Linked DNA regions of Homo sapiens: region 1 is linked to region 2. A link is an interaction called in ENCODE POLR2A ChIA-PET data of the cell type or tissue named here. Cell type or tissue: Panc1. All regions are shown on one strand. Region 1 has its middle 18 kb from the start of HOXB13. Region 2 overlaps LOC105371814 (a long non-coding RNA gene).

Region 1 (5,000 bases), 130 kb after region 2:
TCGGCATCCCCTCCATTTTGTCCTCCATCTCTAGGAAAAATTGTCTGGAAAATTCCAATAAGTATAGACGGAGAGACTTTACATTAGTCACGAGCATAACTTTTATTGACAAAACCAAACCGAAACACAATCTTACATTTTAGCAAAATACCATGAAAACAAATTATGAGAACAACGAAACACAAAATACGATAAAAACAAATTACGAGAACAATGAAAAACAACAGAAAATGGGAAAACATGAACAAAGTTTTCTGGAAAAGAACATACAAATTGCTTGTAATTCTGCAAATATGTTCAACCACTTCAAAATTTTAAAGTGCACAAGTCCTTTGAGATCATCCATTTCTAACAATATATCATACAGATATACTTGCATATACACAGAATAGTGTATATTGTGTGCACCACCAGAAAAAAGAAGAAAATAAAATTGGAAACAATCTAAATATTTCTCAATTGTCATCTAATTACATAAATTAAGATATATTCAGAAAACGAAATGGAACCATTATAAAGGAAGAGGCAGTAGTAAAGATATAAAATCGTCATTAAGTTGCACTAAGTTTTTAAAATAAAAGGCGAAATATAAAGCTCGGTATGTGGAATGTTGTCATTTGTCTTAAAAATTTTTATTTATATACATTTCTCTAAGGATACTATGGGAATCGTAGTTGCTTTTTGGAAGGGAAGCTGGGATAAGAGGTGAGAGGAAGACCTATTTTACTTTTTAATGTATGTCCCCAATGTAACTTTTGACTCTTTCCTTTAGCATACATTACCTATTTTTTCTTTTTCTTTATTTTATTAAAAAAAATAGAAACTGGGGTTCTCACTCTAATGCCCAGGCAGGTCTCTAACTCCTGGGCTCAAGAGATGCTCCCGTCTCAGCCTCCCAAAGTGCTGGGATTACAGTTGTAAGCCACTACACCGGCCCCTATTTTTTAAAGATAGATTAAAATCGGGAAATTATTTTAGTAGTGTTTGTTTTTAAATATGTAGGTAATAAAACTACTATGGATTTTAAATTAATTACATTTCTGCTTATTAAGGTCTGTTCTACATACTCGTTATCACAACTAAAAGGCAGAGTTTTCTCAGATAATTAAAACCAATAAAAATCAGACTGCCGACTTAATAATTCGTTTTTTAAAATAAAAACTTTTTTTCTGAGGCGAGCTTTCAGAGCTTAATTCAACAAGAATGATACCAGTTGCTTAAGCTGGTAGCCCGGGTTAAAAAAAAATTGTTGGCGGGGGGAATAGATACTAATTTCTTTTTAGCTTGCAGAGCAGCTCTATACAGCTGAGATCGACTGAAGAGTGAAGAGGAGAAATTATTTGCACCATTCACACCAAAAACTAAGCCAAACTTTAATGGTTTGTTTCCAAGTTGAAACCTGTTTGTTGTTGCTGGGCTTCCCGAGTTCTCCAGGTCTTTCCGACAGCGTAGATCTTCGGACCTTTTCGCCCTGGGACCCGGTGGAGCCCGCTTTAGGAGATCCTGTTTCGGCGGCGACTTGGCCGGCGGGAGTCAATGCGCGACACTGGGGCTGCTTCTGGGTGGACGCCTTTGGAGGAACCGAGGGGGCCCTGGGAATGGAGCATGGGCCTAGATGGCATTCACCATACCCCGATGGGAATAGATACTCCTGGAGGGCAATGCCTCCCTCTGCGCCCCTCTGCGCCCCGCTTCCGCCCGGGTAGTCGATGGGTGACCGAGCAGCCGGAGGAAGGAAGTGGGGAGACCCTCTCTCTCCAGACCCACACCCCCGACCGCTGGGCCCCGCTTCGGGCCATCTCGCCGGATTGGACTGCCTCGCGTGCATTACTCAAAACACAGTCAGCCCTCTGTGCCTGCGTCGGTTTTTGGGGATTTGGTGAGGAAGCCCGCGGGCCGAGAACTCTCAGCTCTCTCCACGGAGCTGGAGGCCCAGGAGAAACACGGGGCGGGAGCGGGGAGGCGGCTGGAGGCCCCTGTGGGTCCGCTGCTTCCCGCTGGACGGCGGCGCGGGCTCTCGGCGGCGCGGGCTCTTGATGTCCCTGGAGCGACCTGAGACAGACTCCAACCCACGCAGGAGAAACACGGGTCTTGGGTCTGGGCCCCTACCCACAAATTTGCCCGAATTCCTTTCCTCCCCGGACAATAGCCTCAGCTCTCTTCTGAGTCCTCCACAGTAAAAATATAGAGAAACGGAGACATGGAAGTATAAAGAGATATGCCTGAACCGGGTCAAGAAGGGAATCTTGGGGATGTTTTTGTAGTCAGCAGGAGCCTTGGCGACCCTGGAGGATCAATCGTGATGGGGAACAGGCAGATAAGGATGGCCCAAGGTGGGGGTGCGGGGCATCTATGCCAGGAGAGGAGTTGCAGGATGGACAGAGAGATCCCTCTCCCCCGGAGTCCCCAGAAGGAGCCCCGGGAAGGGGGACTCTGACTTGAGAACCAGTAAGCGAACTTCCCAGGCTTCTGGTGTCTCCTCAAAACGCAGCCTCTCAGAAGCCAAAATGATGCAAACATCGTGGAATTATAAAGCGACTGATTTACTCCCCCCCGGAACCAGCAAACCCTCCGCTTTCCTTCTTTCTCCATTTCACTGATGGCAGCATTTCACCTCCTCCACTCCCTTCCTGGGGATTCTGCTGTCCCTCATCAGTCCCTCCAAAGAAACTACTAAAAGAAGGAAAGACCACTGTCAGCCAAGCACGGCCCTTGGAATCTTGTTTCTCAATCCCCCATTCCACTCTCTTTCCCCTGGCGGGGGGCCCTCTGACTGATGTGGCTAAATGGAGGGGTGGGGGGTTGGGGCGGAGATTAGAATCTGAGTATTTGCCCAAATGCTTCAGCCTTCTTTGTTGTGAATATAGCTGTGGCTCTGTCACATCAAACAAGTAGAGATAACCAAGAATAAGACTAATGATGAAAATGAAAATAAAAATAAAAACTTCCCTATACAGGCTACCAAACACACGCACACCACACACACACACACACACACACACACACACACACAAACGTGTAGGCTGTCTGGGGCTTTAAAAATGTGGGTGGGTCTCTAGTCCTGATTCTGGGCCTATAACTTGATGAAAGAGATGAGATTAGAGCTGATAAAACTTCTGGATCACTCTAGATTGTTTTGTTTACAAGCAACAAACCAAAACACTTCCCTCTCAATATTCAATCGGTAGAGGTGAGTAATTGAGAGATTTTCCTGCACTGACAGGTCGATCAGCTCTTGGCCGGGAGAGAAGGGGCTGGGGTCTACTCTTAGCTAAGGGCAAGGGGACTTGACCAGCTCCTTACAGGAGCTAACAACTCAGGGAAAGTGAAAATTCCAGCCAATCAACTATTGTTTGGTCGAAGACAAGCCAAACAATGGCTCTGGCTGATTTCTCCCAGAATTGGCAGGGCTGGCTGGTTATTTTGTCATCCTAGAAAGCCAACCTAGCAGGTGCTGAGCCGAGCCAGGTATACCTGTGTTAAAACAAGTTCTGGATAATCCCAGCCTCCACTACCCTCCTATCCAGCTCTCTGGGACTTCCCATCAGCTCTGCTCTGCGTGCCCTGAAAGTCCCTGATTTCTTTAACTACAATTTTCATCCTTTTTCTTTTCCCTATGTGAGCTCCCATCTGTCCCTCTGTCCCTCTGCCTGTCTGTCACAGACTTCTTCCATTTCTCTGGAGTGAGGGTTCTCTGGATTCAATACCTCTGGTCTGGCAAAGGAATTAACCCATCTCTGGTTAACTGGCTCCTTCAAAGCCTGGATCAGCTCATCTGCGTGTAAGGACGCAGCTGCTGTTGCTCCGTCACTGTGTCTTTTTGCAGGTGGGTGCTTGTGGGCACTGTTTCGCATGGCACTGTTTCGGATGGCACTGTTTCAGATGCCTAGTGGGGCAGATAAAGTTGTCTTCATGGGGAAAGTGACCCTCCACGGCCTGCATTTATTAAATTCCCACATACTTTGAAACTACATCACATTTATTTCCTTCCTCCTGGAACTGAAAGTTCAAGTAGGTCAGAGAAAGGAAGAAAATTTTATTTTTTTTCAAAAGTTTAGAGTCCCTAGGCCTGCCCATGCATGAAAAAGAAATTCCAGGCTGAGACTCTAGCTGAGACACAGACTTTATCCACTGTTTGGAAGGCCCAGAGGAACTTCAGGGACCAGTCAGGACAGAGTTCCAGGGTCTGCAGGGAGCTGAGGGGGTATTTGGAATCTAGCCTCTCTTTTACCTAGAAAAAAAAATGTCTGGCTTCCAGGTCAAGAAAGGGAATTAAAGGAGGCAAAAGGGAAAAGAAAACCAGGAAGAAAAAAAGCTGGAGGCTTCCTCCGCTCAGAACTGGCTTAGTGCAGGGCCCCTAGCAGAGCCTTCCACTTCCAACCCAGGGGTCAGACAAAAACTGAGAGAAAATAAACCATCCCGTTCTTCCTTCAGTTTCTCCTTCCTTCCTTCGCCAAAAAAAATCAGATCTTACCCTCTTTTCTGGGGCAGGAACCCAGGTGCAATGCCAGAGTCTCCCTTTCCTTCTCTGGCTGAACTCTGGGTAGGGGGCTCACAGTCTCCCTTGGATCCCTTCCCCTCCCCCACCCAACCCCCTCCTCTGCATTGCCTGGGTCTGGAGAAGGCACCTGGCAAACAGGTGGAGCTATGTAGAGTAGCCAGATGCACTCCCTCACCATTTCCAGATCCTGTTTACATGAACAGACTCAGCCCCCAACCCTACCATCCCAAAATGGTTTCAAAAATGTAGACTCCCTAATGCTGCAGACCAAGAGGCTCTGCAGTGTTAATGGCTCTTTGCGGGAGACTCACACCCATTCTGAACAGAAGCCTGTTTTGAAGATATGGGGCCTGGAGTTTTTAAGTTACACAGAAGGGAATATAAATCCCAGACAAGAGCAATTCCACGCTGTACAGGAGAGACCTTGAGATGTGAGATGAACATGGATCGTGGGTGATAAAGACCAAATTTCAGAGGTCCTGGCAGTAGGAGGAGCTTC
Region 2 (5,000 bases):
ACCTTGTGATCCACCCGCCTCGGCCTCCCAAAGTGCTGGGATTACAGGCGTGAGCCACTGCGCCCAGCCTATTTTTTTTTTTTTTTTTTTTTTATTGAGATGGAGTTTTGCTCTTGTTGCCCAGGCTGGAGTGCAGTGAGTGGTGCGATCTTGGCTCACTGCAACCTCTGCCTCCTGGGTTCAAGCGATTCTCCTGCCTCAGCCTCCCGAGTAGCTGGAATTACAGGTGCGCGCCACCGCACCCGGCTAATTTTGTATTTTTAGTAGAGACGGGGTTTCACCAGGTTGGCCAGACTGGTCTCGAATTCTGACCACAGGTGATCCACCCATCTCAGCCTCCCAAAGTGCTGGGATTACAGGCATGAGCCACCGCGCCCGGCCCAATACCTACTATTTTATCCAAATTAAAAGGAGATGTTACACTTAAAATTTTGTTAAGAAGCTAGATCTCGCCTTCTTCTGCCGCTTCTGGTGCTGCTTGTGTGCTCATTTGGTGCGGACCTGGTACCTCTTTTGTGAAGCGGCAGCTGAGGAGACTTCAGTGCTCGCCATGGCCGACGAAAAGCCCAAGGAAGGAGTCAAGACAGAACAACGATCATATTAATTTGAAGGTGGCGGGGCAGGATGGTTCTATGGTGCAGTTTAAGATTAAGAGGCATACACCACTCAGTAAACTAATGAAAGCCTATTGTGAACAACAGGGATTGTCAATGAGGTAGATCAGATTCCCATTCGACGGGCAACCAGTCAATGAAACAGACACACCTGCACAGTTGGAAATGGAGGATGAAGATACAATTGATGTGTTCCAACAGCAGACGGGAGGTGTCTACTGAAAAGGGAACCTGCTTCTTTACTCCAGAACTCTGTTCTTTAAAGACCAAGATTACATTCTCAATTAGAAAACTGCAATTTGGTTCCACCACATCCTGACTACTACCGTATAGTTTTCTCTGTTCTTTCATTTCCCCCTTCCCCATTCCTTTATTGTACGTAAAGTAACTGGTATATGTGCACAAGCATATTGCATTTTTTTTTTTTAACTAAACAGCCAATGGTATGTTTTGACTGACATCAAGGGGAGACGGGATGGGGAAAAATACTGATTCTGTGAAAATACCCCCTTTCTCCATTAGTGGCATGCTCATTCAGCTCCTATCTTTATATTCCAGTAAGTTATTTTGCTCTCACTGTTTTAACAACAACAACAAAACAACAACAACAACATAAAAATCCTTGCATACCTTGTTCAATTGGAGAATTTTAATGTTTTTCATTTATCATTGTAAAACCAAGGACAATTTTATAACTTTTTTGTACGTAGCTGTTACATGTAGGGTAATCTGTCTTTAAGTAAGGATAAATTACTCTAAAACAAAAAAGAATCCTACATAGTTTTCCCTTCAAGTCAAGCGTCTTGTTGTTTAAATAAACTTCTTGTTTAAAATGAAAAAAAAAAAAAGAAGCTAGATCTCACATTGTGTTCTTACCACAATAAAAACAAAGTTATGACAGATAAGTAGGTAGTCAGCAGAAAAACAAACAAACAAAAAAAAAAAACAAAGAAAAAAGAAAACAAAGTTAACTCAGAAAAAAATAAAAGGAGATTATACACGGCAGATGTGGAACACAACAAAAATAATACTGTTGTTCACTATGTGTTAACAGGGACTGAAGCTGGCTACAGAAAGAATGTCCCAGCAACAAAGAGTGGGAAGCCCTGAGCAAATTGTTAAAAGCTCCTTCTCAGTTTCTTCCCAAGAGAAGTTTTCATCTCAGGGGTGGTCATTTCTGGAGGCAGGGGCCTGCAGGAGACACCTTGGTAACAGGCAGGTCTGTTTGGCTTCCTGAATCCATGACAGTTGATAAGCAAGGCCCCTTCAGATGCTCTGTTGGGCATTGCCTGGAGTGTGTAACCAGATGGAGTGCCTGCATTTCCAAGATCATTTATAGCTGTTTCCTGTACCCGAGTAAATTTTTTATTTTAAAGGTGCCTCCTGGCCTGACCCAAATTTCGGCTTAACATTAGCAGTTACTTCTCTTTGGCTGAGCAGATGAACTGCAAAAACTCCCAGAGTGAAAGAGGGAAGGAGGGTGGGGTTGGGTGAGGTGGCAGGGATGGGTTCCGGAAGATGGGAGGTGGGCCTGGTTCATCACCAGGGCCTCTCTGGTAAACTGGAAGGCCAGGCAGGCTACTGGCAAAGAAAGAGTTACTGACCATCAGCTGAAGGGATGGCAAGCAGTGAAGGAGGCTCTGGCCCAGCAATTCTTATCTTCAGGAAAGTTTAAGAGTCATTGTCACTTGCAGGGAATTTCCTGGACTATGAATTTTATTGCAGAGAGGACAGAATGGCTGGGTGGGAGGAAGTTAGCCTCAGGCTCCACACCCACCCCTCCCATTCCCCCACAGCTGGGTTTGCTGTTTCTCCAAACAATTTAGTGTTAACAACATAAACCCTGGTCCAGCCTGACCTTCTGCAGCTGTGCGGCCTTCAAGTCTTTATCCTTGCTAAGCCTTGGCTCCCTCATCTATAAATGGGCTTAATAACAGCACTTGCTTATAGTAAATGCCGAATATATGTTGGGTTTGAATAATGATGAGGAAAGCTGGGGCCAGAGATTTGCACTGAGGAGAATGAACAGAAATCTGTCCCTGTTCTTCTTCTTCTTCTTTTTTTTTTTTAGACGAGTCTTGCTCTGTATCCCAGGCTGGAGCGCAGTGGTGCAATCTCGGTTCACTGTAACCTCCACTTCCCGGGTTCAAGTGATTCTCGTGCCTCAGCCTCCCAAGTAGCTGGGATTACAGGCACCCACGACCACGCCCAGCTAATTTTTGTATTTTTAATAGAAACGGGATTTCACCATGTTGGTCAGGCTGGTCTCGATCCCTTGACCTCAGGTGATCTGCCCGCCTCGGCCTCCCAAAGTGCTGGGATTACAGGCATGAGCCACCATGCCCAGTCTGTCCCTGTTCTTGGGAGTTGATTAGAGGAACAAGACAGGCATGCATCAAAATAAATGCACTTGGTTGCCTCGTCTAATCAATGGTGCAAAAGCACCAATCTTGAAAACAATTTCTAGTTACACCTTGTAGTATATTTTGGGTTCTTGTTTGTTTGTTTGTTTTGGAGATGGAGTCTTGCTCTGTCGCCCAGGCTGGAGTGCCTTGGCATGATCTTGGCTCACTGCAAACTCCACCTCCTGGTTCAAGCAATTCTCCTGCCTCAGCCACCTGAGTAGCTGGGACTACAGGCACCCACCACCTCGCCCAGCTAATTTTTTGTATTTTAGTAGAGATGGGGTTTCACCCTGTTGCCCAGGCTGGTCTTGAACTCCTGAGTTCAGGCAATCCGCCTGCTTCAGCCCCTCAAAGTGCTAGGATTACAGGCATGAGCCACGGTGCCTGGCCCCTTGTAGTACATTTTGTCTTCCCAGTCTATTTTGAGATGTTATTCAAGTAAATGTGTGTCCCCAGGGCTCCAGCAGGCTCACAGCAGGAAGCAGCAGTCAGGAAGTACAAGGTGGCAAGCAGGACACTGGGTCAGAACGTGTTCTGGACCCACTGGCAGGTGAGGTTTGCTGAATTCTACACAACAGCAGCTACCACGTCCCTGTGTTCTGGAGCCAGGGAAGGCTTCCAGACAGAAGGGGCTTCTCCCTGTAATTTGAGGGAGATTATTGGCTCAGGCAAAGGTGAGAGGGTTTAAAGAGGAAAAAAAGAGAAGAACCGAGCAGCCTCAAGCTGGAGAAAGCCCTGGGGACCTTGTAGAGATCCTCTTCTGGGGACAAAGACCATGAGGGGTCATAGGTGGCAGAGCAGTGCACAACATCCCAGGGAACAGATGTTGAAGATGGATTAGACCCTGACAACGGATGTGAAATATTGACCCAGCGAAAAGTGCCTGGTGTTTGCACAGGCCAAATCAGTGCAGCAACTTCCATGGGAGGAGGGGCCGGAAAGTACCCAGGTCCAAAGGTCACTCTCCACACTCCCACACACTCTCCCAGGGCCCACAAGTCAGTCTCCAGCTCAGGGAGGATTTAAAGGAGGACGCGTGTGTTGGAAATCAAGGCAGGCATTCACGGGCATGCACGCACACATGCACACAGTCTTTTTTCTTTCCTTGAAGGCTCACCTAGTTCTGTTTGTGTTAAAAAAAAAAAAAAGAACACTCACCTAGGCCAGGCATGGTGGCTCACACTTATAATTCCAGCACTATGGGAAGCCAAGGCAGGAGGATCACTTGAGGCCAGTTCAAGCCCAGCTTGGGCCACATAGCAAGACCCTGTCTCTACAAAAATTTTTAAAAAAAAATTAGCCAGGTGTCATGGCATGTGCCTGCAGTCCCAGTTACTCAGGAGGCTGAGGGAGGAGGACTGCTTGAGCCCAGGAGGTCGAGGCTGCAGTGAGCCATGATCACACCACTCCTGCCTGGGTGAGATAGAGTGAGATACCATCTCAAAACCCAAAAAAACTCACAAGCTCACCTATATATAGAAACAACTAGATGTACTGGGTCGTGGTGGTATATGCCTGCAGTCCCAGCTACTCCGAGGCTGAGGTGGGAGGATCACTTGAGCCCAGGAAGTGAAGGTTGCAGTGAAGTATCGTGTCACTGCACTCTAGCCTGGGTGACAGAGTGAAACCCTGACTGAAAACAATGTTTTAAAAAATGGATGGAAATGCTAATAATTGTGTTTGGTTGATGTAACTATACTTTTGTACTTCATGCATTTCAAGTGTTCTTTAATGAGAATAAATTTTTTTAAAGAGAGAAAAAAGCTTATCTGCCTGTCAACATTAAGTTCCTAAAATCAAAGGTTTCTTTCCAGTCCTACCCTACTAGTATTTGACACTATTGAACTCATTTTCTGAAACTATTTCCTTGCTTGGCTTTCAGCCTTCCCATTTTCTCCTGGTTTTTCTTCCCTTCATGGATGGCTTCTGGTCCCCTGCCTGACTCCTAAAGTTAGCATTATTCAGGGTCTGTCCTCAGCCT

The links. Peaks named below come from ENCODE experiments on the same cell type or tissue, not always from the same donor. Only the 100,000 strongest peaks of a DNase experiment are listed, where the experiment ranks them.
Region 1: POLR2A ChIA-PET joins it to region 2 with 10 read pairs; 4 of 35 experiments call an interaction of 5 or more read pairs at or near these places.

The regions. Positions count from the first base shown.
Region 1 is chr17:48,744,452-48,749,451 of GRCh38, reverse strand. No RefSeq gene overlaps it. Among named protein-coding and RNA genes, the nearest start is that of HOXB13, 18 kb to the right of the region's middle. In Panc1, no CTCF peak of the experiment used is centred here; no DNase peak of the experiment used is centred here; H3K27me3 peaks cover 364 bases.
Region 2 is chr17:48,870,741-48,875,740 of GRCh38, reverse strand. LOC105371814 (a long non-coding RNA gene) reads left to right here. Exons shown (of 4, transcript NR_135674.1): 4 at 702-881. It also overlaps the pseudogene SUMO2P17. Among named protein-coding and RNA genes, the nearest start is that of ATP5MC1, 20 kb to the left of the region's middle. In Panc1, no CTCF peak of the experiment used is centred here; no DNase peak of the experiment used is centred here; H3K27ac peaks cover 4,504 bases.